Regions from separate parts of the Homo sapiens genome. Here region 2 is linked to region 1. A link is an interaction called in ENCODE POLR2A ChIA-PET data of the cell type or tissue named here. Cell type or tissue: PC-9. All regions are shown on one strand. Each heading gives the region's core, and the rest is flanking DNA. Links, peaks and the distances in the headings are about the cores only.

Region 1 (15,914 bases), core at 4,374-12,373:
ACACTAATGACATCTACCGACACTAATGACAATATCACTAATGGTAATACTGAGAATACTTTCATTTGTTTACTGTATGCCAAGCCTTGTGCTAAGTAATTTTATGTATATTATTGTATTCATTTTTCCCAGTAACCTTATGATAATCCTACAGTCACTGCCCTTGTCCAGGAGAAGAAACAGAGATTCAGAAGAGTAAAAGATTCTGCCCAAGGTCACACAGTTAGGACATAGGGATAAAGCCTGTATTTGGACATAGGCTGTTTGACTTCAGAGCTCAGTATCACTCTACTGTATTCCCTCCATTTGCAGAGTGTGATTATCCAACAAGATTTATGATACTTGAAATCATATTTTAAAAGGACTTCAGGGTTATTTAGCCCATGTCCTGACTAGTATAAGATCAATTCCTTGTAAAGCAGTGCCTTAAGGTTGTACAAACCAAAAATGTAATGAGAGTTCAAGAAGGCTTTAGAGAAATTCTTGGATGATAGATCTTTCCCAGTTAGGGATGCCCCCTTTGAGGACAATATCACAAAGGGCAACTATCATCATGTCACACCAATGTCCCTTGGTACTACTATAAAAGACAAAATACTGAATAGTGGGGACTATAAGTCTTAGCTCATATGACTTTTTTATGTTCTTATGATTCTTAAAATATATCTAAGTAACCTATTTCTATAATTCATCAAACTTAACCATGAGGAATAACTGAATCTTGCTGTTACTTGTCCAACTGGAGGCAAAGGTGAAGCCATTCTTATTAGAAGAAGGTGATGCTATTTCTGTAGCTTGTTTTGTCGGAGGAGAAAACAACTGGACGATGAGAAGATCTGGGCCCTCTTTTCATTTCTGCTTTCAGGGGCTGAGTGTGACTCCCAGCAAGTTGAACTCTGAGCCTCACTTTCCTCATTAACAAAATGAATAATTGACAGCTGGGCATTTCCCCTCAGGGAAAGATTGTACTGAAAAAAGTTTTGACAGTCAACTAAGACCTAGGCAAGGGGATTTTGTTTATCTAATGCTGAATTCTAGAAGGAGAAAACATCTCTTCTGAAAAATACATAATCGCAGGCCTATCCTCAGGCCAAGGGGCTTTGAAATTTACATAACCAGCATATTTCAGGAAACCCCAAGACAAGAAATCAAAGTGGTCTTGACTCAGTTGTACTTTACAGAGCCTGGCAGAGGTCAACACAAATTTCTCTACAAGGATGGAATGCACCCTCAACTCAGGCCTCACAAAATATCCACAGATCAATTCCAGATAACATAACTTCACTCTCCGCTCAAATTGCAACATGAACAAGAGACAGGTGTTCATGAGCAGTATTGAGCAGAAACAACAGAAAATAACATTAGATAGTGAAATTATGAGATTCAGCCTATAACTATATTTGAATATTTTTTAAAGAATTTTCAAATTGAGCAAGGAGCAAGACACTCTCAAGGAAAAACCAGTCTGATTATAAAATGAACTTCTAGAAGTGATATGTTCTAAATGGACATTCAAGTGAAAAAATAAAATCATGAAATAGAAAAATTTGACGCATATATGTTCACTAAATGATTAGAATTGAAAGATATAATTTATCCATAATACTGAAGACAGAGACACAGAGATTAAAATATGAGAGAATAAGAGACAAAATGGAATAGAAAATGAAAATATCTTGTGCAAATCCAATTAACATTCTAGATAGCAAAGAATGTATAGAAGATGGGACAGTAATCTGAATCCTCAGATTTAGAAACTGCAAAAAATCCTAGATACAATAAGAAATAAGAAATACAAATCTAGTCACAATGGAGTAAAGCTGCATAACATTGAAGACAATAAGAATCTTAGTACTGAGCAGAAATTTAAAACTCAGATTGCCTACAGAGAAAAAGAGTTTATTCTCAACAGATAGCAACAAAAATTAAAGACACTCTTTTCAATCTCTGAAACACTGAGGAAAAATAAATAGCAACCTAGAATTGTATAACTGGCTATTATGCAATAATGAATCATAAGTATTTTTTAGACAAACAGAAAAATGAGAGCATGTCACCAATAAATCCTAACTAAAGGAGCTCTTGGTGTAGTGGTCCTTACCCAGATTTTAATTTAGATGGTCTGAGGAGGAGCCCAGGCATTCATTCTCTCTCTTTCTCTCTCTCTCTCTCTCTCTCTCTCTCTCTCTCTCTCTCTCTCTCCCCATCCCCATTCTCTCTGTCTCTCTATCTCTAAAAATGTGTATACTGGTACTTAGTTTTTAAGCCACCTAGGAGACTACAGTGAGCAGACAGCAATGAAAGATAAGATATAATTTATCCATAATATTGAAGACAGAGACACAGAGGTTAAAATATGAGAGAATCAGAGACAAAATGGAATAGAAAATGAAAACATCTTGTGTTAAGTTCACTGTTCTAAAATGGGCTTCTCAAACTTGACTGTGTCTACTGAACTCCTGGGAATCTTGTTGATCTATGGGCTCTGACTTAGTGAGCCTCAGGTTCTGCATTTCTGATAAGCTCTCAGGTGATGCTGATGGTGGTGTTCGTCCATAGACCACACTTTGAGTAGCAAACTCCCAAAGGAACGGTTCAGAAAGGTAAAAATTTATCCCAGGGAAAAGATTGATATTCAAGAAACAATGGTGAACAAAACATTTGTTAAATGTGGGTAAATAAAAACAAATATTAATTGCATCAAATGATAATAAGTTTCATTTTCATGGGAAACAAGTAAAATGAGAGGAGATGATGAGTTAAACTCTTCCAAGGTTTCATATTATTCAGATGAAACACAGAAGTCTGATTTATGGAAGTGGATGCCTTGGTGGATGTAGATCAAGAGTTTTACAAGTGTTTGGGGTGAATTAACTAATAAAGCTTAAAGAATCCCCACGATCCAGTAACCATAAAATCTATTAAGCAAACCACGCCACTTTTGAGAGTAAAACGGGGTGTTATCAGTAATTAAAATGAACAACACACATAAACCAAGATCATGCCAGGCAAACGAGGAAGGGGTCAGCTTCTCTCAAGAGCTGTGAGATGTGGCTGAATGAGCAGATCTCTGAGTCTCTCTCCACCCCAACTCCCCATACCCAATCTAGCAAGAATCTCCTCTTTTTGTTTACCTTGTACCTCATGGTTCTGTGTGGATGCTCGTTTAAAAAATAAATACAATGGGCACCTGTTGATTTTGTCTGCCAAGCATCAGCTTCTTTTGGTGGCTGCACCTTAATTTCCTTTGCGGAAAACCACCCCACCCCACTCTATATCCTTTATCATCAGTCTCTGCCTACTCCATAGATAGAAACATCTTCCAAACCTGGCCAATCAGGCCCTTCTATTCCCATGACCACAATGATTGGTTGCAGCATAAGCATAAGACCAGGGCAGCCCAAGGAGAGTCAATCCTGAGGATAACTAAGAAGGTGAATGCTTTTTCTATTGAATTTCTAGTTGTAAGGATTATGCAAGCCTGCAGCTTCTGGGAACCAGTGAGTAGACGGCCTGTTTGAGATCCATCTAAGCCAGAGGGAGACAGACAAACATGCCTAAGCTATCAGTGACATGGTTTGCACCACTGACTCTAGGCAAGCCTGAAGCTAATTATACCCCTGCGCTCGGAGGTGAAGTGAAACAATATCTTCTAAATCACTTTTTAGTATTTATTTATTAATTCTTATTTCTGTTGTCCTTATTTACTTAAGTCAGTTTGAACTGGGTTTAGACCAGCCCATCAAAGGAATAATTAATAAGATGTATAGTTTGTGAAAACCACTTGACCAAATTAACTTGGCAATCCCTTTCAGCTCCAGGGACATCACTCAAGTGGCACCAGCTAAGTAAGAATGAGAATTAGAATTACTATTTTCCAGGTGCTAATATTCAAATCTATGGCTTGAAATTGCTGTGAACTTTTTCAATGCTTACTACTTCTTCTAAAAATAGATTTTCTTAACCCAACTCACTCACTTTACAGTTGGAAAAATGAGCCAGAGTGTGAATTCTAAATTCACGTTCCAAGATAGGAAGCTTATAAAATGTTGTATATGATCTGATTTTCAAAACATTTGAAGGGGCTGGTTTAGATAATAGAAATTCAGCTAAAGCAGGAGGCTGGAATTAATGCTTTCAAATTTATTTGCTTCTGATTCTAAAACTCATAACTATAAGCTATTTAAATGCATCATTGTTAGTATTCCAGGGACAGTCACAACAGTAAATAAGGTACATGCTCAGTGCAACGTGCCCTAATGGCATCTAAGGAAAAATATCTACCATTTTGCATTTCTTCTGAATGCTTGACTTAAAATGCTGAGTCTATGCACTGTGATACTTTTATTTTTCATATAACTTGTTATTTATACTAACAACTAAGTTTTTCATACATTTTGAAAATAGAATAAAAATATGCTCTTAAAAAGATGAGTCCCCAGCACCCACAAGCTACTGGCACAGAGAAGTTCTTCAAATACTTGCTGAATAAATGATGAATGAATAAATATGGCTGATACATATAATATGTTAAGGAACATAAAATATGTAATACAGACAGGAGAATGTACTTTCCTTTAGATACTAGTTACTACTTAGGTCAGAACTTCGGAACATGCATTTCCAGAAATACAAGTGCCAATGCAAGGTGTTAGACTTTAAAAAATGATAAGTTACTGTCAGCAAAAAGTTTGAAAAAATAAAGCTAAAGACATTTTTTTTTCTGACTTCTTAGAGCCTTTAATATGTCAGTATACATTATCAATATCCAAGAAGGGACAAAAAGGAAGCAGAGGTTTTTAGACATAATTATTCTAATTTGACCACCACATTTAATTTTGGTGTAATATCTTTTTTTTTTTTTTTTTTTTTTTTTTTTGAGACACAGCCTTGCTCTGTCGCCCAGGCTGGAGTGCAGTGGCACAATCTCGGCTCACTGCAAGCTCCACCTCCCGGGTTCACGCCATTCTCCTGCCTCAGCCTCACGAGTAGCTGGGACTACAGGCGCCTGCCACCACTCCTGGCTAATTTTTTTTTGTATTTTTAGTAGAGACGGGGTTTCACCGTGTTAGCCAGGATGGTCTCGATCTCCTGACCTCGTGATCTGCCAGCCTCGACCTCCCAAAGTGCTGAGATTACAGGCTTGAGCCACCACGCCCAGTCCAACATCTCTTATTAAGGACATTCTACAGCCCTCCCTTTAAGGAATGCTTCCAGGCTGTCACTGCCAGCATCCAGAAAAGGACCTGACTAATGCTTCCTTTGAGAAAAGCACCGTAAAGCATGGTAAAGTCAGAGAAATTTTTGCTTATGAGTTCAGATACATCATATAATTAACTGTTGTCATTTAATTGTTAATTTTTACCTTATTTCAGGTGTATTTACAGAAATGAGTGTGATGTTTTAAAAATGATTTAAATAAGTTCTAGGCACTGATATGCAACTTACTAATTTGAGAGGAAGAGGTAACATTATCTCATTCTTCTTCTGAAATTAATTATGGCAAACACATCATATGGGGAGGCAGATGTGCTTTTTGTATGAGTAGAGGAACCTTATACCCAGTCAGTAACTAGAAGGTACAATCGAACTCTACAAAAAGATTTTTTTTTCCCTGTGATCCCAGCAAAATAGCTTAGAGGAGCAGAAAACATTACCCTGGATGTAGAACTGATCTGCATAAATTCATCAAAGGACGATGCTGTGGATGCACAGATTATTTGAAAGAGGAAACATATCAAGCATTGCTTTAAAGGAATGCCTGAAATAAAACGAATAGTGTTTCAAAACTCATTGCAGTTCTACATTTCTTATGTATCAATAAAATGTGGATAAATGTATAAAGGAAAGTACTGAGTATTTCATTTGCTTCCTTGTATTCAACCACATTTTCAGTTATTCCTTATTGATTTATGATTTTATGAAAGCCCAGGGATATGTTTTCCTGCATATTTCTAGTTGACAATTGAAAGTGTATTTCATGTTTTGTAAAGGACATGTGGAATGCTTCCTTGCAAAGCTTCACTCTCCTTTAAAACAATACTTATAATAGGAGTTCAATACAACAACAAATAAGCATCATTTGTTTTCCTCTTTATCTTATCTTTGTTCCACAGGAATTTAAATGCAAATGTGAAATAGAATGAACACCAACAAATGCATCAACTGCTCCCGCAATATAATCATTGCAATCTATAAACCATAACAGGCTCTCTTGTGCTGGCTGCTTACTGTCACAGTATTTTGTGGTTGGAAATACATTCTGTGGGTGTTATTTTGCAACCAAATTTGAATAGGAACACTCCGAGGAATCATCCCAGTGTTTATTTGAAAAGAGTGTAATGTTTGCCTGTGCATGTATAGAATGGCTTTATTCTTTATTTAACTTATTTTCACAAAACAATTAAGGGAAATGTATATTTAGCATCAATAATTAAAACCAGGGAACTCAAAGGGAGGATTGATCTGCACAGCCTTATCTAGCAGAGCTTTCTCTCCTTGCTATTATTCTTGCTACATGATCTTTCTTACAGTCTCCTGGAACAATCCATTCTGAATTTGAATACAGGCCATTCCAAACATTAGTCCTTCTACCCTGAGAAATTACCCCATGTGCTATCCTAGGTCAATCAGTTACAATTTTTAATACCTTAGAAAGGGACCTAAGTGGATAGACTGGCTTCTAGACCAGTGGTTCTCAACTTTCTCAATTTTGGCATTGCTGTGGTCTGAATATCCTCCAAAAGTCATGGGTTGAAACTTATTCTTCACTGTGATAGCATTAAGAGGTGGGGGCCTTTAGGAGGTGATTAAGTCATAAGGGCAGAACTGCCATGAATGGGATTAAGATCTTGATAAAAGAGGCTTCACCACTTTGGGAGGCCGAGGTGGGAAGATCACCTGAGATCATAAGTTCGAAACCAGCCTGACCAACATTATGAAACCCCATCTCTACTAAAAATACAAAATTAGCTGGGCACGGTGGCACATGCCTGTAACGCCAGCTACTTGGGAGGCCGAGGCAGGAGAATAGCTTAAACCCTGGAGGTGGAGGTTGCAGTGACCCAAGATTGTGCATTACACTCCAGCCTGGGCGACAAGAGTGAAACTCGGTCTTAAAAAAAAAAAAAAAAGGCTTCGCACAGCATTTGGCCTTTCTGCCATCTGCCATGTGAGGACACAGCAAGAAGGTCCTCATCAGACCTCAAATGCTGTTGCTTTGATATTGAACATCCCAGCCTCCAGAAGTGAAATAAATTTCTGTTCTTTATAAATTACTCAGTCTCAGGAATTCTGTCATAACAGCACTAACAGACTAAGACAAGCATGCAATAACACTTTCTATGGCAACTTATTAAGCACAGACTTTCAGACTTCAAACCCAGAAAGTTAGGTTCAGTGCATCTGGAAGAGGACACAAACATCTGCATTTTTAATGTGCATTGCAGCTAATATAGATGCATGTGGCTCCATGCTCTGCTAGATCAGGGACTGGCAAACTGTGGCTAATGGGCCACATTTGGCCTACTATCTATTTTTTCTAAGATTTGTTGAAACACAGCAACCTCTATTTAAGATTATCTATGTCTACTTTCACCCAAAGTATAGCCTATGTTTACTCAGCCCAGTGAGAGAGTTTAGTAGTTGTAAGAAGTTATAAGAGAGACTATACAGTTAGCAAAGGCTAAAATATTTATTATTCTTTACAGAAAACGTTGGCCCACCTCTGCTCTAAATGACATTGTATTAAGCTTTATGCTTCAATAGCCACTGTGAAGGACAGTATGGAGATTACTAAAAAAACTACAAATAAAACTACCATATGATCCAGCAATCCCACTACTGGGCATTTATCCAAAGGAAAGGAAACTAGTGTATGGAAGAGACATTTGAACCCCGAATGCTTATTGCAGCACTGTTTGCAATAGCCAAGATAGGGAATCAACATAGGTGTCCACCAACAGATGAATGGATAAAGAAAATGTGGTGCATACACACAATAGAGTAGTATTCAGCCTCAAAAAAAGAATGAAATCCTGCCATTCATGGCAACATGGGTGGAACTGAAGGATATTATCTTGAGTGAAATAAGCCAGGAACAGAAAGTTAAACGTCGCATTCCATGTTCTCACTCATGTGAAAGATAAAAAACAAAAGCAAACAAAAACATGATCTCATAGAGATTAAAAGTAGAAGAGAGAATACCAGAGGCTGGGAAACATAGGGGAAGAAGGGGATAGGCAGAATTTGTTAAAGGACACAAAATAACAGCTATATAGGAAGAAATACGTTCAAGTGTTTTGTACCACTGGTAGGACTACAGTAAACAATAATATAGTATATAGCTTCAAATAGCTAGAAGGAAGATTTTGAATGTTTCCAATGCAAAAAAAAAAAAAAGATAAATCTTTGAGAAGATAGATACGTGAATTGCTCTGATTTGATCACTATACATTACATGTGTCAAAATATCACTATGTACCCTATAAATATGTATAACATTATGTGTTCATTAAAAATAAAGCTTTTAAAAGGCAAGAAAAGCCTTTTGATATTAAAGGAAAGGGCTGTTGATATATAATGTAACCAAGTTAACTGGGATTTCTTTAATTTGGAACCTGTAACAGAGTAAATATAAAATATGTTTTCCTTCACACAACTTGTTTTAAAAACGCATATATTTAATAAGTACAATAAAATGAAAATAAGATAAAATTCAAAAAAAAAGTTTTATGCTTCAGACTTAATGTACCAAAATACTATGATGTTATAATAAGTAAGTCATCTTCCCATGATGTTTACTTTCCTACCCTGGCCTAGTAGCCCTTACTTGACACGGTTCCTGGGTCCCTCATAAACTTCATTCTTTCCTTCTTCCACCATGCCTTTGCTCACTGTCCCAGGCATACTGGCCTTCTTTCTGGTCCTCAAACATGCCACGATTGTTCACACCTCAGGGACCTGCAAACAGGCCATGCGTGCTCATGCTTTCATCTTTTTAAAGATTCAATGAGTATTTATGTAACATTCACATGTGCTCAGGAGACATGCTAAGTCAGTGGCATCCACTGGTTCTTCTATGGTTCTTCTCTACCATTATGGCCCATCCCTTACCTCTGCTGCCCTTCCAATGAAGAAAGAGCATTGAATATGGAGTGTGCAAATTCTGGGATTTTTGTACCTTGTTAGAGTGTTAAAAGATGGCATTTATTTAAAGAGTCTCAAAGTTGCAGCACTTTATGGCCTGAGTATTCCCACTAGCAAGTAATTCTGGCTTCCACTGGTTCTGTGTCTTTCAGGATTAGCTGTATAATATACAAGGCCCGGCGCAATATGAAACTGCAGGTCTTTTGTTAACAAATTATTAACAGCTTCAAGAGAGTCAAGAGAGGACAGAAGGATGTTAACCTAAGTGTTCTGAGCACAGACAACTGCACAGGTCACAGATTCAAAAGGTGGCCCTGGCAGGCGGAAAAGAGCTAGTTTAGGATAGTATTTTGTGTTTAAAACTTGTGTCTTAGACATTCTCCATATCTACTGTCAAAAACGTTTCAACAAAACTCACAGTAAGATCAGTCCAATTTGTTTGCTGATAGATGACACCATCATATACTTTGATTAGCCAAATAGTTGAATTAACATACAGAAAGACCAAATATTATTTCCTACCAAATTCACCTACACATCTATGAATATTTTTGAAGCTTCATGCTTCCCAAATTTGAACAAATGTGATGTGACTGATACAGCAAAGTGTCATGATAAAATGATTTTGTGCATGTTCAACACAAGTTGGCAATTGGCCCAGAATATGTGTAAGTAGCACAGTTGAAGCCTTTCAGATTCTAACTGAACTAAAGTAATGGACATCTGTTGTTTGTATACAGTGTTGGTAGGACTTTCAATCAAGGTGGCCTGCTTTTCCTTGGTCAAGAGGTGGCCATATGATTATAACCAGGAATGAACCTATTGTCCTAGGATTTGGTCTTGACTAGAGTAATGCAATGACAAAAATTTAGTGGAATCATATATGGAAAAATTGTTGGTGTAGATTCATTTTATTTATGCCTTATTACTTCAACATATATTCCTGCTACCTAGTTCACTGGAGCTGTCTTGCTTCCTGTCTGTTCTAGTGTTTTTCTTTTGAACCTGTTCATTGATTTGATTCTGATATTTCTTTGTAAAACCTTTTCTCTATTTGAAGTCAGTTTCTGTTGCTTACAACCAGTGAACCAACACTAGCGCAAACAAGATGTGGCTATCGATCGTCTGTAATCTTAAATAACTAACACAATTGCTTATATAATGAAGACATAATGTTTATAACCTATTGCACTTATCGTGTAGGCTTCATTGCTTCAACTGTTTCTATAATTTATTTATTTAATACTTTTACTAATAATAGGTGCCAGCTTGGAAGCAACTTTACCACTGAGAATTCTATTGCAAAAGTAGCACATCTGTGCTGACAGGATAGCTCACTAGATTGACCTAGATAATGAGTTGTATAATTCAGGCTCCACAACAGACACTGAGCTATGAAAATATAAGTAAATGAGTGAAAATGAAATTCACTACCCCATATTCCATGTTATTTCTGGATGCATTGCTTAGCAGAGCTATTAGTTTGTCTTCTTGCTGGGAAATGGGATTTAGAGGTTTTTAGAGTAATACCATCACAAACCCTCCCTGCAATCACTGCATAATGCTAGATGACTCCAAAATGAAGTAAATGTAAAAAAAAAAAAAAGTGAATGAGATATGTCAGATGAGTATAATAGCAAAGAAAATGCAATTCTGGATCATCTCCATCCCCATGCAAAATGTGAAATTCTTTCGAGTTCGCCTAACACGTATTGAGTAGTTACTCCACTACCAGGATCAGAAATAGATAAAGCAAGTGAGGTGCCCAGGGAGCAAATGATAAGGAGGCACTCGCTCTCCAGACTGCTAAGTGCAGACTTGGCACCTGGAAGTGAGTGCTTCTTCATCGTGGACCCCTGTGCACCTCACTTGTCTCACTTTTGTTCAGGCCCTATTTACTGGGCCAATGAAGAGCTTTAAAGAGAAATTTTTGTCCATTCAAATCTGGTAGGAGGCAAGTTTACCAATAACTCTAAAATGAGGTTGAACAGCATACATGCCATAACTGAGAGACACAAAATGGTAGAGAAAAACCGCATTGAACTGGCAGTACCCATAAAGGTAGTAAAAAAAAAAAGTTAGTAAAAGTACTACTATTTGAAATTGGATGGCTGTATTTGTTTTCTCTCTCAGAAAACATGACTCAGACTGATGTAAGAAAAAAACAATATTGACTTATGTAACTAAAAATTCCAGAGGCATAGTGTGACTTGATTTGGAGGAGAGACAGTGTCAAGAATTGATTTCTTTTTTCTCTATCTCCTTTTAGATTGGCTCCATTCTCCAACAGACAAAGTGGATGTGGCAACCCCAGACCTTCCAACCTTTCAGCTGCAAGTTCAACAGGAATAAAGACTTCTTCCCAGTGGTTTCTTCAAAAGCCCTCAGATTAGCTGTTTGCCTAGCTTGTCACATGCCACCCCAGAACCAATCCCTATGGCCAGAGAAATGTAGCGTATTGATTGGTTTAGCCCTAGGTCACATGACCCACCTCTGGAAAAGGGCTCAATCCTCACTCAAACTGCTTTGGCTGAAGGCTTGGAAGAGATGGAGCCAAGGAAAGTAGACACTGGGGATGCAAAAATAAAAGTTCAATAAGTATGCCTTTAAATACGGACCAGATACTGAATATTAAAAACCAGCACATTCTGAAAAGAAGAAATATAAGCAAAAGAAAAAAAAAGTGGGAAATATGAGATAGTATTTAGAATTAGTAAGCTATCCAACTAAGGTCAAGTTCAAGAATATTTTAAGAGTTACTTAAATATATAGAGATAGCTAGGCATGGTAACTTGTGCCTGTAATTCCAGCTGCTCTGGAAGCCAAGGTGGGAGGATTGTCTTAAGCCCGGGACTTCAATGCTGCAGTGAGCTGTGATTTCACCCTTGCATTCCAGCCTGTGAAATAAAGGAGACCCCATCTCTAAGAAAAAGAAAAAGAAATAAATATATAAAATTACTTCCCTGTTACTCTATTTTCCATCACATTCTTTGCTTCTATTATTCCACTTAATACTTGTGTGTGAGTGTGTGTGTGTGTCTGTCTGGGTGCGTGTTTGGTCTCTCTTCTATTTTGCGAAGTTTCACGTTTGTATTGTTAGCATACCACTAGGATGTTGTATACTGTTGGTCCTCAATCATTTTTTGCTGAAAAAAATAAAGAGATGACTCAATAGAATAATATATGAAAAGCAGTAAGCTAGCCTAGAAAAGTAATCAGGGTCAGGTTGCATTAGACTCTGAAAGTCAAGCCAAAGAGTTGAGACTTTATCACATAGCTAATGTTGGGAGCCCAGACATCAAATGATCAGAGTTGTACTCCAGAAAATTAATCTTGTAGCTTTTTAACCTGTAATAAAAGCGAAAGAGGGAGAAGTTAGATGACTCAGAGGAATATTATTTCACTATTTCAGGTCCGAAAGACCTGATGTGAGTGACGACTGTGGCAGTAGAAATGCAAAGGGAAGTACAAATAAAGGCATACATAGAAAGGATAGCAATTAAGGAAAGAGAGACATGGAGAGGAGTCAAATGGAATGAGACTGTGAGGCTGGTTACCTGGAATAATAGGAATACTACTAACAGAAGTCAGAAGCTAGTTGCTTGGTGGTTTGGGGGAAGGATAGGATGAATTCCAGCTTTGACATACTGACCAGATATTCAAGGGGGATGATTCAAGGGGGATGTGTTCCCCTCACTGTTGCAAATGCAAGAAGGGACTGAGCACATATTTGGAGCTATAGATTTCTCCTCCTGAAGGCAGAAGAGGAGGAGGAGACTGAAGTTATAGAAGAGGATAAAAATAATAAAGAAGAAGAAAAAGCAAGGAATAAGCCCAAAATTATTGTTAAATGTGGTAATGAGATTGGATTTTATGCTAAATATAGTACAGTGAGAAACTATTGATAGTTTTTAAACAAAGGCATAATGTGATTTGATTTGCATTTTTAAAAGATGACTTTGGATGCCATAGAGAAAGTGCATTTAAGGTCAAGTAATTTCCAGTCCCAAAGATGAATCCATAATCCATGATTCCTCGCTCTTGGCATAGTCTAGTTTATCAAGGTCTTCTGTCTAGACCTTTACAACAAAAGAAAACCCTACCATTAAGAACTGAAAAGAAGAGCATAAGATAGCAAGGGAAAGAGAAAAAGGTTAGTGAAATAAGATCGTTAGTCCATGTCACAGCTGTAGAAATTAAGGCTAAGACAATTAAGTAGTGGGAGAGAGGTGGCAATGCTGAAAACCAAATATGCCATCTGCATTCTGTGCTCTTAATGACTGTGCTATACTCTCTTCTGGTGGGTTCAGTATATCTTGTTCAAGAAGTTGCAGTGACCAGAATTTCTTGGGGTATTGCATGTGATAGGTAAGAACTTGGAAGCTACGTGTGTTCAGAACAGAAAGAACCTCTTTGACCTATATTGGACCAAAGAGATTAGATAATTTGTCCAAGGTCACAAAAGCACTTAGAGTTAGAGCTGGACACACAGACCAGGCCTCCTGAGTCCCACAGGGCAGAGTGATATTCCCATTCTACCATGTAGCCTCTTTCTATGCTGATACTTAACAAGATCTTAAGTTAACCATTAGACTTGGAAGTAAAAACTAAATTGTGGAGTCACAACTTCTACATATGTCTCGGGTCATGTTACTTATTACTACAGGTACAAAATAGCATGCATGTGAGGAGAATCGGCACCAATAATGCACATTGACAAAAGAACATCCTCATTTTGTAGGAAATCATGTCATCCTACTTGAAGTGTGGCTCAAGAAAAAAAAAATGAGATGGATACTCCTCAGCAGCCTCCAAATAAGAAATACCTTGCACACTAATTTCCATTGTGCAGAACCTAGAAAGTAACTTAAAGAGTGAGTCAAGAGTCAGACAAATATTTTTTCTGAGGTTGAGTATCACTTACCTTTAATCATCATATATTCAGCCTTACACTTTGTTCTTACAGTTTTTGCCTAGCCGTGACATATACATGAATGGCAAATTCAAATAAGGATATTGATGCACAATGGAAATTAGTGTGCAAGGTAGTTCTTATTTGGAGACTGCTGAGGAGTATTCATCTAATTGTTTTTCTTCAGCCACACTTCAAGTAGGATGACATGATTTCCTATAAAATGAGGATGTTCTTTTACCAATGTGCAATATTGGTTCCTGTTCTCCTCACATGCACGCTATTTTGTACCTGTAGTAATAAGTAACATGATCCGAGACATATGTAGAAGTTGTGACTCCAGAATTTAGTTTTTACTTCCAAGTCTAATGGTTAGCTTTATCTTTCAACTTTTATACTGAAATCAAGAAACAGACTGTTTACATGCATTGGTTTATACTGGCTTGCCTTCACAGATCAGAGAGTGTTGAACCATAGACTCAAGTTCTATATAACAAGTCACAGAACATCCAGGTGACGGACTCATACAGCTCATACCTGATTTAGTTCTACTTGTATATTCACAGTAAAAATACTCGCCTTTTAATCTTCAGGGTCACTTCTGCTTCTCAAGTATCAGTTCAATGTTATTTTGTCTCCCAGTATCATCTGATTGTATTTTCTGCAGTTGTTGTTACTTGTAGTTATCTAAATACCCTTCATGTTGCCAAAGAAATGACTTCATTTTGTTTCAGCAACTATTACAAATAAAATCAACTGTATCATAATGAGTCTTAAAGCCCTAGTTAGCACTCTTCTAACAACCTTTCAAAGGTAGATCAGCATTAAAGATGTATTACGGGGATCTCATAAAAGTTAAATATATTTCCTAAGAACCTTAGCTGAATTAGGGGCAAAGCCAGAAAAAAAGAATTATTACCTCTCCTTTAGCCTTTAGGCCATGTTATAAGAACCGACACCCCATCAAACAACTTCATAAATGTGAAGAACCTAATTAGAAAATTAATTTCCAATTATGCATAAAGAACAAAGTATGCTAAATGAGGAAGGGACCACAGCAGGGAAAGTCAAAGCAAAGTGGAAATTCTTTCAGTTTCCTATAGAAGACTAAAGATATTGAGACCCAGGGAATGCAGCTTATTTTATGGAAAAAGACCCTGTGGCTTTATTTCTCTGGCCTTGGGAACTGACATTTTTACTTACAGAAGGTCAGGAAGTTCTAAAACTCTTTGAGGTACAGGCTGTCTATCTTCCAAAGTGGAGGTGGGAAGAGTGAAGCAACCACAATAACCACTTTATCAATCATTCTTTTCAATAAGTAATTCCAGAGTCTCAATGTTTGCATGCTTTATCTATATGGCTCAATTTCCATTTGAAAAACTAGAAAACATACATGCATAAGAATGCATATTTTATCTTTGAAATACTGAGCAGTACTCTGTTGCCAGAGACTTTGATATGAATCTACTACTTATAGGAGGAGGACAGGGGATTCACATATAAGAGGATCAAATATATCACATTTGCTTAGATACCTAATACATTGTTAGCACCCTCAAGGCACACAATGATGACAGTCTGAGTAACTAATGGACTCCTCAAAAACACATCCATATCACTCCTGTCTGTGTTTTCCAAGGGAACAGTCCCATTACAGCACCGCTTTAAATGGGTTTCATGTGCAATTAAAATGAAAATGCCATAATAGGCCATGACATAAGAAAAAAAGACAGTCTCAAAAGACTTCTGTGTGTGTGTGTGTTTTTCTTTTTCTGAGCACTGAAAATTATCTCTTTGTCAGCCCTGTGGTATGGTCACAGTGCAAGCGCCTTAGACTAGGGGAACGTGTTCATTA
Region 2 (15,914 bases), core at 3,705-11,704, 670 kb before region 1:
AGGTTGTTTAGCTCAGTGCCAGTTTCTCACTGCGGTCATGGTACATTAAAAACAGCTGATGCTTTGCAATCAAGATTCGTAATATCAGCTCACATATGTTGAGCACATACACCATCTAGCTTAAAAGCAGGATCTGAAGTCGGCGTCACCACTTTCTCCACATGCAATAGGAACTAAAGCACAGACAGGGTAGGCATCTTGCTACAGTCACACACTATAGACCACAGGTGCAGTGATTCCAACCAATTCCGTTTAACTCTAACTGTCCTGTATTAACTACTAATGTATCTGAATTTCCCAGTGAGTGACAATACCAAGCACACAAGTAAAATGACGAATTTCGTCTTTCTTCCCTACGGTGGAGTCAGTGTTAAACATACAACAAGGAGTTCTGGGGCACAGGCTCAGATCCTCCTGGCCGGGGTCCTGAGGAGGATGGAGATCACAAGGTATTGTTTTTTTTTTTTTTTTTTTTTTTTGAGACAGAGTCTGGCTCTGTTGCCCAGGCTGGAGTGCAATGGCATGATCTCAGCTCACTGCAACCTCCGCCTCCTGGGTTTAAGCGATTCTCCTGCCTCAGCCTCCCTAGTAGCTGGGATTACAGATGCCTGCCACCATGCCCAGCTAATTTTTTGTATTTTTAGTAGAGACGGGGTTTCACCACATTGACCAGGGTGGTCTTGAACTCCTTACCTCATGTGATCCACCCGCCTCGGCCTCCCAAGGTGCTGGGATTACAGGCGTGAGCCACCGTGGCTGGCCGGGTATTGTTTTTAAAAAGGAGAACGTGCCTTGGCTCTTCTGCTGGACCCAAAATTACAGAAGCAAAGATGGCTGATCAAACTGGAAAGGCCTTTGGAAATCACCTACAGCTGAGTTTCTCAAATTGGGTTTTGTGGGGCCCACATATCCAGGTGGGCTGAGGGCAGCAGTAAGTGGGCGGTTAAGGGAGGGGTTTGCATACCAGGGTTCAATGAGAAGATTCCATTTCAAGAAATGGTTCCATTGCTAAAACAACATTTGAAAACCTCTGACAACGTCCAATGTCCTGCTTTTATAGATGAGGAAACGAGGACCAGAGAGGACAAGCGATTTGCTCTAAGTGACACAGACTCCCCTCTCCCCTTAGGGGGAGGAAAGCAAGGGCTTTCTGGGTAGAGGGAGCTGTGTCTGTATCCTGGTTCTGCTAATTAATTTCTCTAAGCCTCAGTTTAGTAATTTCAGAAATGAAAGTAATCATATCTTCCTCATCAAGTTTTATAAACAATTAAATTAGCAAATGAATGGAACATGCTAAGAAGACTGGAAATAGTCAAGTGCTGGCTGCTAGGCCTACTTGGAGGTGACACAGTGCTCAGAACAGAGGCTTGGGAGCCACTAGATAGATGGATCTCCATTCTATCCCAGCACTTCCACCTCTAGCTGTGTGACTATAGGCAGATCAGTTCAGTTCCTTTAGTCCTAATTCCTCTTCTGTTTAATTAGCATAATAATTCTTCAAGTACAGGTGTACTGGGAGGTCCAGCTCAAATGAGATACACAAAGTGCTTAGTACATTGCCCAGGAAATTCTAGATGTTCTTTCTTTCTTTTTAAGAGAACGGAGTCTCGCTATATTGCCCAAGCAGGTCTCAAACTCCTGGGCTCAAGCTATCCTCCAGTCTCTGCCTCCCTAAGAGCTAGGATTACAGGTGTGAGCCGCCATGGCTGGCCTAGATGTTCAATAAACACTTGATATTATCTTCTGTGACACCTCATTAGGAGAACTGCTGCTGGGATGTCTCTGCTAGCACCCAAGAAGTACCCACCAGGAACTTCAACTCCTCTAGGGTGTGCAATGCCGAGAAACCTTGGAAGATGCACCTGCACCAGCAAAAAGTAGGCCTGGGTGATGAGTGGACTTAGAAGTGACTTAGAAGTGACTTTTGAGGGACTTAGAAAGCCCTCACCTCACAGCTCCCTCAGAAAGAATGTGTTGCATGATTGCACCTTTTATCTTATTTTTTTTTTAGAGGGGAAAAAAATCAAGGCTAGAACTTCAAGGTCAGGTTCACTTCCCTGCAGGCTCCTCCTAGGCTGCAGTGAAATTTCAAGAATTCAGCCTCTGGGCCCAGTTTACATTCCCACCCTCTCCGTATCCAGGATACCAGAGGGACCGGTAGCATTCCATCCCACCAATCAGCTTCTTCAGCTGGGCTCCAGGCGCTCAGGCGCTCAGTCACATCCTCAGCTGCCTCCCTGCTGGAAGCTGGGCCTAACCCTTGTTCTTGGGAGAAGCATTGCTGCTTAGCAGGAGAGTCATTGATTCATTCAGTTGCCCAAAATATATGTTCAGAACTCACTAGAGCCAGGCACTGAGGATACAGTTTTGTGGTAAACAGCCAGAGTCCCCTGTCCTTAAGGAGCTTGCAGTGCAGTAGAGAAGGCAGACACAGAAATAATTTGGGCAATTCTACAAAGCAGCAGCACACAGGAGCATGAGACTGTAAATGGGGGTGGAGGGGGGAGGGTCTGATCTTACTCCTCACAGTTATAGAAGGCTTCCCAAGTGAGTGTGATTAAACTCAGGGCTGAAGGATGAGTAGGTGTAAGTAGGTGAAGAGAGCAGGAAAGATAACTCCGGTTAGAGAGGCCAGCATTTGCAAGTCTCTATAATGCACAAGGTTGCAATGTCTCTCGAGACCTGTTGCCAGAGTGCAGTGGGGGTGGGGCAGAGAAACAGGATGGGGCCGGAGAGGCAAAATCAGGGTCAGTCCTGTGTTGTTGAGTGTCCTGTGAGCCACGTTAGGGAGAGAAGAGTTTTTTGTTGTTGTTGTTGTTGTTGTTTTGAGACAGGATCTTGCTCTGTCACCTAGGCTGGAGTGCAGGGGTATCATCATAGCTCACTGCAAGCCTGAACTCCTGGGCTTAAATGGTCCTCCCTCCTCAGCCTCACCAGTAGCTGGGGCCACAGTTGTATACCACTATACATGGCTTTTTTTTTTTTTTTTTTTTTTTCAGTAGGGATGAGGTCTTGCTAAGCTGCCCAGGCTGGTCTCCACCTCCTGGGCTCAAGGGATCCTTCCCCGTCTTGGCTTCACAAAGTGTTGTGATTATAGGCATGAGCCCCCTTGCCAGGCCAGGGAGAGTAGACTTTAAGAGCCATGACAGAACATAAAGTGTTTTATGCAAGGGGATGATCAGGCTATAGTTCTGTAAGAATCTTGTAATGAGTTCATCTTGAAGGAGTGGGAGGGGGCTGGTAAGGGATAGCAATTTCTGAGTCCTCAGCATAGAAGGGATAGCAATTCCTAAGTCCTTAGCATAATGAACCTGGGCTGATAAATAGGGAAGCTGTGCAGGTAAAGCCTGGGCGGGGGGATGTGCTCCTTCCAAATGTCCCTCTCCTGCACTCTCTCCTTCAGGACAGTTCCGCAGCCACACCAGTGCAGAGCTCAGTGTTTCTGGACAGATAGCACTTCAGAGCAGCCTCTACAGGTTGCAAAAGTCACAGAGGTGCTGCCCATCATTATGAACCTCTAAACCTAGACCTGGCCTCACAATGAGATCTTGTCTGGGAGAAGAAGTCACATTCTCCACAAAGGGCTCACAGCACCAAGGGTGCATTCTCAGGCATAAAGGTATGAAGAGACGGTCAAGGATTATAAAGATGCACATTTTCCATGAATCTCAAGGGTGCAAAATAGGCATCATCCACTCCCAGCTCCCGAAGGGAAAAGAAGGTCTGCAGATGCATGCTTGACATTATACATAGGGGAGGTACTCAAAAAATACTTGAGGAAGGAGAGGAGAAAGGGAAAGAGGCGGGCAAGGAGATAGTCAATTGGTTAGTGAATTCGTAGTTTCTTTGAAACCCCTGTGAGCTTCATGGAGTCCTTGGTCCCCTACAGATGCCAGTTGGCTTTCAGCCTGGTTAGACAGAGAACCAAATCTGGCTGCCTGGCACCGGGGGTGCCATCCCCAGAGATGCTGAAGTCAGGAGGTCTGAGGTGGGGCTTGAGACTTGAAGGGTTCCCCCACCATTTTTAATAAAAGTGAAAAATGGCCAGGCACAGTGGCTCATGCCTGTAATCCCAGTACTTTGGGAGGCTGAGGAGGGTAGATTGCTTGAGCCCAGGAGTTTGAGACCACCATGGCCAACAGGGTGAAACCCTGTCTCTACAAAAAATACAAAAATTATCCTGGTGTGGTGGCTCATGCCTTCAGTCCCAGCCACTTGGGGGACTGAGACAGGAGGATGGCTTGAGTCTGGGAAGCAGAGGTTACAGTGAGCTGAGATTGTGCCACTGCACTCCAGCCTGGGCGGCAGAGTGAGACCCTGTCACAAAAAAAAAAGAAAAAGAAAAAGAAAAAACCAAAAACATACAGAAGTAACCCACAAATACAAGTAACAAGAAACTTTTCCCTCCTCACCTACTATGCAAACCCTTAAGTTACAGGGAAGTTAATATTTCCAGTGTGCCCTTCCAGAAATGTTTTCACAGACATATCAGCAGGTACACTAACCCAGCACACATGCATGTGCACACAAAAACACATATACATGCTGATCAAATACATACACATATTCTACTTCATTACTAAGAAAGTATCACTTATAAACAGAATTATTAGATGCAACCAGAAAAGGAAAACACTACCAATAAGTTATGACCCAAAGCTTTCCTTACCTTAGAATATTTATATGTACTGAAAAAGCTCAGACTTTTTTTAGATATGGCCTTTATTATATGACTCTCTTTTCCATGTATGACAAGGAAGTTAAATGAAATGAATGAACTATGGTATAAGATTGAGCCCCTTCTCAGCTCTGAGTCATCAGCACCTGTGTGTTTCTCATTCACAGTGTCATTCTTTTGTGCTACTGAATGTTAAGGCATTTATTTTTTATCTTTTTTTTTTTTTTGAGACAGAATCTCACTCTGTCACCTGGGCTGGAGTACAGTGGCATGATCTCAGCTCTCTGCAACCTCCACCTCCTGGGTTCAAGTGATTCTCCTGCCTTAGCCTCCTAAGTAACTGGGATTATAGGCACGTACCACCACGCCCGGCTAATTTTTGTATGTTTAGTAGAGATGGGGTTCCCTCATGTTGGCCAGGCTGGTCTCAAACTTCTGGCCTCAAGTGATCCACCCGCCTTGGCCTCCCAAAGTGCTGGGATTACAGGCATGAGCCACCGTGCCCAGCAGCATTTCTTGAAAGAGAATTCCGTGATTCTCTTCCAAGCCGCTGACAATTACTTTGAATTTTGATTCTAGCACTTTCTTGACTTCACCAGAAGATGTCAAAGAAAGTTTTTCAATAAGAACAAAGACCTGTTTGCAAATGGTTTTTCCACGGTTTTCAATGAAAACACAGAGGGGCCACAGCTATCACGTTACCTTAACAGAAACGACATTATTTGTGCATGGTGCAAGCAACGATAGCAATGGCCAACAGCATTGATAAGAGTACCTCACATTCGAAGATATTAACGTGCAAAACAAACAAGTTCATCTTAAAACTGATCAATCACACTGTAGGACATACACAATTTCCCTTAACTCACTCTCAGTTGTCTTGGGGTTGCAAACTCAAATTCCAGCATGACCCAGGCAGGTAACCCAGTGAAGTGGGAAGGGTGGACTGCAGTGAACACAAGCTTTCAAAGGGTGGTCCTGGAGAAGCAGCTATTTCAAAACCATGTGGGCCAAACATTTCTATGGAACAGATAATTCCTTGAAGCCCATCTGTAAAACTCTAGTTGATGGGAGTGTATACTTTTAACTCCATTCTTTAAACATATAAACTACTGTTTTGAATCTTGCTGAATGCTCCATCATGTATCTTGGACTCCTTTCCCTATGAGCACCTGTAGCTCTACCTTAGACTTGTCAGTGTCCACAAGGTACTCCATTGCATGGGTGCCCCAAAATGTATCCACACAGCCCCCAGGGAGAGAGATTTGGGCTGTTTGCTGGGCTTGCTACTCTTACATACAAGGCTGAAGTGAGGAAGTGGCAGGGCTGCAGTTCTGAAGCATGACCCCCTCGAGAAGTGGGGAAGGGGTGGACATTCTGACATCCCCAAACTGGAGAATGGCTATGTTAGTCACCCAGCTCGTCTTGGCAGCTCAGCACTGAGGGTTCGAAGCTTCTGGGAAGGTCAGGGGAAGGACTGGTTGTAGAGGATTCTGAATGCACCAGCTCTTTTTATAGTCAGAAGATTCTGCAGCTTTAGGGGAGAGGTGTGGCCAACTCTTCATCCACCTCTGGCTTCCTCAATTGCAGAGCCCTGTAGCCCCCAAACCCGACTGCTGCCTGCCAACAGTCCCAGACACCCTCACTGCATCCTTCTCTCTGCTTTATGTTCCTTTTCTTCCAACAGCCCCAACCCCTTCCAGACTAACAGAGGAAAGAGAAGAATGAGTGCATGTAGGATGGGGGGAGGTCTTAGCTGTATTTGCCCCAGGATCACCTCCCACTACCTCTTCCCCTTCTAGCACATTCCATGCATACATGGTGGGTGCATAGAAGTAGGGGTAACAATAGTGACCTCAAGAACAATTGACAGTGTTGAGAAAACACGAGCCAATTAATCATCATAATTCTGAAGGTGCCTATTGTTAGCTCCATTTTATTGATAAGAAGAAAACTGAGTCTCAGAAAAGGTGAATGCCTTTGCCTAAGTTACACAACTCATGAGTAGCTTCCCTCCATAGAACATCCCAGTTTTTCAAGGATTTCTTCCAAGGGGTTGTTGCTCAGTCAGCACATGGAAACCAGAAGTTTCTTTCCTAGACAGTGTGGGTCCCAAGCCGATTGCCGAGACCCTCCTGTCCAATGCATTGTTGCATTCCTAGTGAGTGAGGGTGGCAGGGGCACGGGAACATTTCTTTTAGGAATTTTTTTGGAATTTACATTTTTAACCAAAGCCACAGCTGTTTTTGTTTTGTTTTGTTTTGAGACAGGGTCTCGCACTGTCACCCAGGCTGGGGTGCAGTGGTGCGATCTCGGCTCACTGCAGCCTCCACCTCCCGGGTTCAAGGGATTCTCATGCCTCCGCCTCCCAAGTAGCTGTGGCTACATACGCCTGCCACCACGCCCGGCTAATTTTTGTATTTTCAGTAGAGACAGGGTTTCACCATGTTGGCCAGGCTGGTCTTAAACTCCTGACCTCAGGTGATCCGCCTGCCTCAGCCTCCCAAAGTGCTAGGATTACAGGTGTAAGCCACCACGCCCAGCCAAAAGCCACAGCTTTTAAGTAATATTGCTTTCTATCATTTCACTTTCCCCTTTATCTTTCTACCCTTTGAATTATTGTTTTGCTCATTCCTTCCATTTTCATGCACTGACCTCCCTGGCAGCAGAAGAAGCAAAGCAGGCTTTCCTAACTCTCTCTCATTCCAGTGGGTCCAGAAATTTGCAGAACCTGGCAAAAAGGTTCTAACTCCAGGTTCATTAGCATGGCTTGTTAATTATAAACACTCCCCTTCCTCCCAAACGCCTAAAACAGCAGATTAAGTTTCAACTTTTGCTGGCAGGACACTTGCTTCGGACATTCCTTCTCCCCTCACCTCCTAGGATTTACAACACAAAAGTAAACATTTACACTGGTTAAGATTTACCAAAAGGAAGTGTGGTCTGGAATGCTTCCTTTGAAGTTCTGCCTCACGAGAAAAAGAGAACCCTTTTAAATATATAAAATAAGAAAATAAGCTCACGTTGGAAAAGAAAACCTCAAAGCCTTCTAGATGATATCCCACTTGGGCTCAGCATAACCAGGCTTTCTGTTTGTCCCTTGGGCCTTGAGGGCAGTGTATGTTAAATCCTAAGAATCATACAAAACTACAGGTCCCTGCTCAGGGTAAATTGTGTTATCAGTCAGCAGTGCAATCAAGTGGTCTCCTGGAAGCTCTCCGATAGGACTTTCTTCCTGACTGAGATATCACCAAGAGGGAAGGAAGAAACCAAGTACCCTACAGAGGGGGAGCCATGGGGCAAGACCAACTTATCAGGACAGAAAGAGCAACGACATCCACCTGTTCGTGCCAGAAAAAGCTGATTCTTTCAATGAGGCTTTTCTGCTTTACTGCAGGTGGATGAGGGGTGGAGCCCAGACAGGTGGATGCCAGCTGTGCTGACTGAGGGAATAACAGATGCTTTTGCAAGCAGGGGCACCAGACACCGAGGTCATGCAAGTACTTTTGGGGAAAGGGAAGTGAAAAAACTCCCCACAGGCCAGGCGCGGTGGCTCATGCCTGTAATCTCAGCACTTTGGGAGGCCGAGGCGGGCAGATCACGAGGTCAGGAGTTTGAGACCAGCCTGGCCAATATGGTGAAACCCCGTCTCTACTAAAAATACAAAAATTAGCCGGGCATGCTTGTAGTCCCAGCTGTTCGGGAGGCTGAGGCAGAAGAATTGCTTGAACCCGGGAGGCGGAGGTTGCAGTGAGCTGAGATCATGCCACTGGACTCCAGTTGGGACGACAGAGCAAGACTCCGTCTCAATAAAAGAAAAGAAAAAACTCCCCACACCCACCCTAAGATTGCAGGTCAGTGGCAATGCTCTAATAAGGAAAAGGGGAATGACTACAGTTGCATGGCATTCCTATCCAATCAGACTCTTCACCCTCTAGAGATCGTGCCTCCACCACTATATACCCCTATTGGTCAAGATCAACCAAGAATCTTGACCATGGAGAGCAAGTCCCAAGAACTTGTTGTTCACCAGCAAGTGAAGAAAGGGTGCACCAGGAAACAGCATCATTCATAACCCATTCTGTTCTAGCCCCTGCTGACTTCTTTACCTGATTAGCTCGCTGGTCTCTATGACGGCCCAGTGAGGCAGATGTTATTATGCACACTTTGTGGGTGAGATCACTGAGACTAGTTAATGCTCCCAAGGCTGCAACTTATGCCAAAGCCATCCAAGAGGCAGATGTGTTAGAAGCAGCGCTGAACTTGGACTCCTAAATTGTGAAAGGCTCAGCTCTGCTTTCTGTTAGCTGGGAGACCTTAAGCAAGTTACTCAACTCTGCAGGTATTTCTGGTCCCACTCTGTTTTGAGCAGCAGCGTTTCAATGGGTTGCACATTTATGAGAGAAGTCCACATCCACCCACATGCTCTAACTTCTTGACCCACCCAGCTGAGTGTTCAGAATTTATCAGCATGAATGCAACAAATTTTGGTAAGGCTTTCCCCTCACTCCTGGGTTCCCTATAAAGTGGGGAGCATATTCCTGCCAACACGAGCTTATATTCTCATTTGATATCCTTCCAGAGTGGAGACAGCAGCCAACTTAATGCTATACCACACTCAGGCTTTTGTTAAGGGAATATCTACAAGCACTGGCCTTTCATCATTCTTCAATCAAACAGCCCTAGCAAGGTCTCACCTTACTGCAGAGACAAAGCAGATCCAGAGCCCCTGGGCATTTACTCTTGCTACCTCCAGCTTCCTAGTGTCTCAAAAAGCCACAATCTCACTCAGAGGAACACCCCGGTGCTGGTTCTAAATTTGATCCAAGGACCATAATTGCAAACCCATTTCTCTAAACTGTAGAAGCTCAATCTTCCAACTTGCCAATTGGGCATGAAACAATGTACCTTACAAGGTTTCAACGAAGAGCTAAGGAGGCCCCAAAAAGTAAGATCCTTTCCATCATAAACATTCCTGCTCTTAGGTCCTGGGCCCTAGAGCACACTATCCGAGCGAGTCAGCATGAGACATACATGTCAGAAACCAATACAAAATACATATCACAGGATGAACAAATGAACCAAGAGGTAAATGAAAGAATGAGGGAAAGGAGAGGGGGAGAAGACTGGGAAGACCAATGGGGGCCCTGAGTCATGCTAAGATATTTTGGGGTTTTCTATGAGCACTGGAGAACCATGAGCAATTTCTGAGAAGGAGAGTAATTTGCTCTGGAAAGCCCTGTGGAAGAAAATTCCAAAAGTAGTTGCAACAAGAGATTGCTGGAAAATGATCTTGGAGCCTGGTTACCGTTAGCTGACTGTTGCAATAACCAAAGCAAGAAATGACACCTTAACTCAGACACTGGCCTGCATATGGCCAGTGCATAGAAGGGTGGGAATGAGTCAAGAGACCTCAACCACCAAAGGCTCTCAGCAGCTCTGTCCCTTCAAAAATGCAGATTTGCAGAATAAACTTTCCCACATGCTTATTTTTGTTCTAGGTTTCTACAAATGCGAAATAAGACTATCCGGTCCGGCCGGGCACGGTGGCTCACACCTGTAATCCCAGCACTTTGGGAGGCTGAGGCAGGCAGATCATGAGGTCAGGAGTTCAAGACCAGCCTGTCCAACATGGTGAAACCCCATCTCTACTAAAAATACAAAAATTAGCATGGTGGCGCGTGCCTGTAATCCCAGCTACTTGGAAGGCTGAGGCAGAAGAATTGCTTGAACCAGGACACAGGAGGCGGAGGTTGCAGTGAGCTGAGATCGCATCACTGTACTCCAGCCTGGGCTACAGAGCTAGACTCCATCTAAAAACAACAACAACAACAACAAATAACACTATCAAGTCGGGGCCGGGCACGGTGGCTCATGCCTGTAATCCCAGCACTTTGGGAGGCTGAGGCGGGCGGATCACCTGAGGTGGGGAGTTCGAGACCAGCCTGACCAACATGGAGAAACCCTGTCTCTACTAAAAATACAAAATTAGCTGGGCGTGGTGGCACATGCCTGTAATCCCAGCTAGTAGGGAGGCTGGGGCAGGAGAGTCGCTTGAACCTGGGAGGCGGAGGTTGCGGTGAGCCGAGATCACGCTATTGCACTCCAGTCTGGGCAACAAGAGCAAAACTCCGTCCCAAAAAAAAAAAAAAAAAAGACTATCAGGTCGGTGTCCTGAGCCACTAATTCCTATCCCCATTTACGCCTTATTACCTTAAAACAAAACAAAACAAAAAATCATTACTGTCCACTCACATTCCTAGCAGCATTATTCACAAATAGCCAAAAGGTGAAAGCAACCCAAATGTCCACCGACAGAGGAACAGAAAAGCAAAATGTGATATCAACATACAAGGGAATATGATTTACCCTTAAAAAGGAAGGAAATTTTGACACAGTCTACAACATGGATGAGTCTTATGTATTATTTCACATAATGCTAAGTGAAACCACCTGTCACAAAGGACAAATACTATGGGATTTCATTTATATGAGGTATCTAGAGTAGTCAAACTCATAGAGCCAGAGACAGAATAGTAGTTTCCAGGGGCTGGGGGCAGGGTGGAATGGGGAATTGTTTAGTGGGTGTAGGAAGATGAAAAGAGTTCTGGAGATGGATGGTGGTGATGGTGGCATAATAACAATATAATTAATGCACTAAACTCTACCGTTGAAAATGGTTAAGATGATTAATTTTATGTTATGTATATTTTACCACAATTTTTTAAAAAGGAAAAGAAATCATTTCTCACATGGAATGTCAGTGCAAATGGGACTGCCTGTAAATGATGGAATTCTTTGCCACCAGATACAGCCTATCCAGGAAGCTTCTCCTCCTCTTCCAGGCAACTTTTCATTATTGCTTAAAAATTCCCCTCCCCACTGCCCCACCTGGTGCTGACTCAGCTCCTGTCAGTATCTGAATGCCAGGAACCAGCCTGAGGGCGGACACTGCCACCTTCTCCTGTGTCCTAGGACACCCAGAGTTCCCAGAGACTGACAATGATGCCATCCACCACTCCAGGACCCCAGCCCCTGCCAATCTCAGCGAGCATGGCCCCAAGTCCTGACTGGCATCACACGTGAGCTTGGCAGGTTCCAGAAAGCTCTCTTCATGGCAAGAAAAGCTAGGGTGGGGTACCCTGTGGGAGCTGTTGGTAGGGGCTCCTATCAGAAGGCCCCAGGGCCTGCCATCTCAGAGGACAAGGAGGACACACGTGGTCTCAATGCTATGCACAGAATGAGGCCATGGAGGTTAGCTTGCTTCTGCCCACTTCTGCCCTTGCCAGCGAGTCAAAGGAGATCAGGACTGGAATGAGGAAATGGCTCCATCTGTCCTCTCCCCTGCAAAGAGCTGGAAAGCTTGCTCTACTGGATCCAGTCATTTATTCAGGTATTTGAACTCAGCTACTAGGTGTCTACACATTTAGGATGGTCATGTCTTTTTGATGAATCACCCTATTATTGTAAAAGCTCTCTGCATGCCATGCTGACAGCCATTCCAATATTCTTTTGATTAGTATTGGTATGGTATATCCTTCCTATCCTTTTACTTGTAACCTATGTATTTATATTTAAAGTGAACCTGTTACAGGCAGGCTATATACTTGAGTCTTGTTCTTTTTTTCTACTTTTTAATTAAAGTGTTTAGTCCATTTACTTTTACTGAATTATTGATATAGCTGGATTTAAGTCTACCAATTTGCCATTTGTTGTCTATTTGTCTTACCTGTTTCTTGTTTTCTGTTCTGCTTTTAAAAAAAAAATCATCCACAATACACCATTATTATGTTTGCTCTAAAGAGTCAACTATCTTTTAAAGAAATGAAGAAATTTTTAGTTTTTTCTATTTCTGGTGCTCTTTTAATTTCTCACGTAGATCTAAGTTTCCACCTGATATCATCTTCCTTTGGCCTGAAAAATTTATTTATTTTTTTTTTGAGACAGAGTCACGCTCTGTTACCCAAGCTGGAGTATAGCGGCACAGTCTCAACTCACTGCAACCTCTGCCTCCTAGGTTCAAGCGATTCTCCTGCCTCGGCCTCCTGAGTAGGTGGGACTGCAGGTGAGCACCACCAGCCTGGCTAATTTTTGTACTTTTAGTAGAGACAGGGTTTCCCCATGTTGGTCAGGCTGGTCTCAAACTCCTGACGTCATGATCCGCTCGCCTCAGCCTCCCAAAGTGCTGGGATTACAGGCATGGGCCACTGCACCTGGCCCTGAAAAATTTCCTTTAACATTTCTTATTGTATAACTGTGCTAGTGATACTTTCTCTAAGCAATTTATTTTATCTGAAAATGTTTGGATTTTATCTTCATTTTAAGGATACTTGTGGTTGGATACAGAATTGTTAAGTTGACAGTATTTTTCCCTTTCAGCACCTTAGAGATGTCATTCAGTTATGTTTTGGTTTGTATCGTCTCTGATGAGAAGTCCGCAGTATTCTTACTGTTCTCCTGTATGTAATTCCTATTGTTCTCCTGTGTGTTATTCCCTGATGATTTTAAGATTTTTCTCATCTTTTGTTTTCAGCAGTTTGACTATGATGTGTCTAGGTGTAGTTTTCCACATGATTTTCCTGGATTTATTGGGCTTCTTGGATCTGTGGGTGATATCATTTTCATCAACTTTGGAATTTTTCAGCCATTATGTCTTCAAATACATTTTCTTTTCCAATCTCTCTACCTCCTTTTTTATGGGAATGCAAATACACATTTCTTAGACTGATTAATAATGTCCCACAAATTGCTAAAGTCCTGACTTTTTTTTTCCAAGCTTTTTTTCCTTCTGTGCTTCAGCTTGGGTACTTTTTATTTTATTTTAGACAGGGTCTCACTCGTTCTGTTGCCCAGGCTGGAATACAGTGGCATAATCATAGCTCACGACAGCCTCTACCTCCTGGGCTCAAGTGATCCTCCTGCCTCAGCTTCCCAAATAACTGGGACTATGGGCACATACCCCACGCCTGGCTAATTTCTTTTTTATTTTAGTGGAGATGAGGTCTCACCATGTTGCCCAGGCTGGTCTTGAACTCCTGAGTTCAAGGGATCCTCCAACCTCAGTCTTCCAAAGTGTTGGGGTTACAGGTGTGAGCCACTGTACCCAGCCTCACTTGAATACTTTCTATTGCCCTGACTGCATGTTCACTAGTCTTTATTTTTTTTTACAGCATCTGATCTACTATTAAACTCATCTAGCAAATTTTTCATCAGATGTTGTAATTTTCATCTAGAATTTTCCTTTAGTTCCATTTCTCTACTGACTTATTTTAAATCTTTAAACATATCTAAACAGTCAATTATCTTTTAAAGAAACGAAGAAATTTTTTAAAGTCATCTCTAGGTCTGTTTCTATTGACTGACTTTCTTCATAAACTGAGTACCTTTTCTACTGTTGGCTGGACACTGTCAATATGAAGTTGCTGACCATCTGAACTTTGTTTTCTTTCTTTCAAGAATGTTGAGTTTTGTTTTGATGCCTAATTTATTGGCCGATCAGCTTAATCTTCTTGAGAATTGTTTTGAAGCATTGTTAGGCTATGAAGTGATTTTAAGGATGGAAACCACATGCAAAAAATGGTGGGGTAGAAAAGCATACAGAATCTGGGTCCCTGATGACAATGTGGCACCAAACCACCCTGGTCCAGACCGACCTGTCTCTTGATTCTTTTTCTCTTATGTAACAAAGAGATAACATCTATCTTGAAGCCACTGTTATTATTGATCTCTACTACCAGCAGCTAAACACTATTTCTATTAAAATTAACAAGTATTTACTAAGTAGCAGGCCTTGTGCTAGGTGCTGAGGATAAAGCAGTTTACAAGATAAATGTGGCTCCTGCCCTCTTAAAGCTTTTAGTCTAGAGCAAGGATAGAGAACCATGACCCACAGGTCAAATCTATCCATTGCCTGTTTCTGCAAATAAGGTTTCTACTGAGACACAGCCACACCTGTTTGTCGATATATTATCTATGGCTGCTTTCCTTCCACAGAGTAGTTAAGACAGAGATGGTATGGTCCACAAAGCCTGCCTAGTCCCAGAAGGGTTTCCAACCCTTCTCTAGGATAGCAGTTCTTAAACTTTTTTTTTTTTTTGTATTTTCCAATCTCCCTTCAAAATTGGTGAGAAGAGTGGTATATTTTACATTTTTGCAAGTCTCCTCAATGTAATGTATGGTTTAATAGCAGACAGTGACTCCTAAGAGCTGCATTTGCATCAATCTGTTACAAAATCACATGTCATGTTGCCTACAGAAAACTCCACTGTATTCTTGTAAGAGGTTGAAAGTTAAAAAGGCAAGTAATTTCTTAGTATTATTATGAAGCTTTGACCTCGCAGATCTCCTGAGAGGATCTCAAATATTTCCAGGGATCACACTTCAAGAACTGCTGCTCTAGAAAAGTTCTAGGCTTCCTAGAACAGAAGAGGCTTAAAAGAGAAAAGAAAAACCTCCTGAGCTGACATTATGCAGAAATAACACGAGGTATTAACTAATTACAACAGAACAATTGATTCAAAAGAAAAGGATATCACCGGCTGGGCACCGTGGCTCACGCCTGTAATCCCAGCACTTTGGGAGGCAGAGGCAGGCGGATCACCTGAGGTCGGGAGTTTGAGACCAGCTTGACCAACATGGAGAAACCCTGTCTCTACTAAAAATACAAAATTAGCCGGGCGTGGTGGCACATGCCTGTAATCCCAGCTACTCGGGAGGCTGAGGCAGGAGAATCGCTTGAACCCAGGAGGCAGAGGTTGCAGTGGGCCGAGATCGTGTCATCATTGCACTCCAGCCTGGGCAACAAGAGTGAAACTTCGTCTCAAAAAAAAAAAAAAAAAGGATATTGCCCTATGAGAGAAGGCAAATACTGAACCTGTCCCCCTTCAGGGAGTTGGAGAATGATTTCTTGAGGAACTAACTTTTAAGCTGGGCCCTGAGAAGGAGGTTAACCAGATGAAGGCAGAAAAAGGCAGAAGTTCTTCTCTCCCTCAGTACACCTGATCTTCCTGCCTCGCTAAGGAAATTGGGTTAGGCTTTAAAGAAGGATCAGAGATGGAGATTACTTTCTCCCATGGCATCTCCTCTAGAAAAAGAACCTGGTTCTTCCCAGACCAAGTTGGAAATCCGCTCTGGGAAGAAAAGGGGAAGCTATAACTTAGGGTCCTTCTGATGCTCATGGAATTAATCCCGGTGGCACAAAAGCCCAGGTATCTCTGGGATGAGGGGGATGTCCTAC

Evidence for each region. Peaks named below come from ENCODE experiments on the same cell type or tissue, not always from the same donor. Only the 100,000 strongest peaks of a DNase experiment are listed, where the experiment ranks them.
Region 2: POLR2A ChIA-PET joins it to region 1 with 5 read pairs; 1 of 35 experiments calls an interaction of 5 or more read pairs at or near these places.

The regions. Positions count from the first base shown.
Region 1 is chr5:167,649,430-167,665,343 of GRCh38, reverse strand. The region is part of intron 4 of TENM2 (teneurin transmembrane protein 2); the gene reads right to left. TENM2-AS4 (TENM2 antisense RNA 4) reads left to right here and starts at 5,203. Exons shown (of 2, transcript XR_007059037.1): 1 at 5,203-5,286; 2 at 11,417-11,802. In PC-9, for the core only: no CTCF peak of the experiment used is centred there; DNase peaks (open chromatin) are centred at 8,153 and 11,323; H3K27ac peaks cover 1,191 bases.
Region 2 is chr5:168,321,137-168,337,050 of GRCh38, reverse strand. All of the region lies in intron 1 of WWC1 (WW and C2 domain containing 1), which reads right to left. Among named protein-coding and RNA genes, the nearest start is that of WWC1, 37 kb to the right of the region's middle. RefSeq lists a silencer at 8,160-8,279 and enhancers at 7,615-8,531, 8,532-9,448. In PC-9, for the core only: no CTCF peak of the experiment used is centred there; DNase peaks (open chromatin) are centred at 4,820, 7,590, 10,920, 11,610 and 2 weaker places; H3K4me3 peaks cover 1,198 bases; H3K27ac peaks cover 7,301 bases.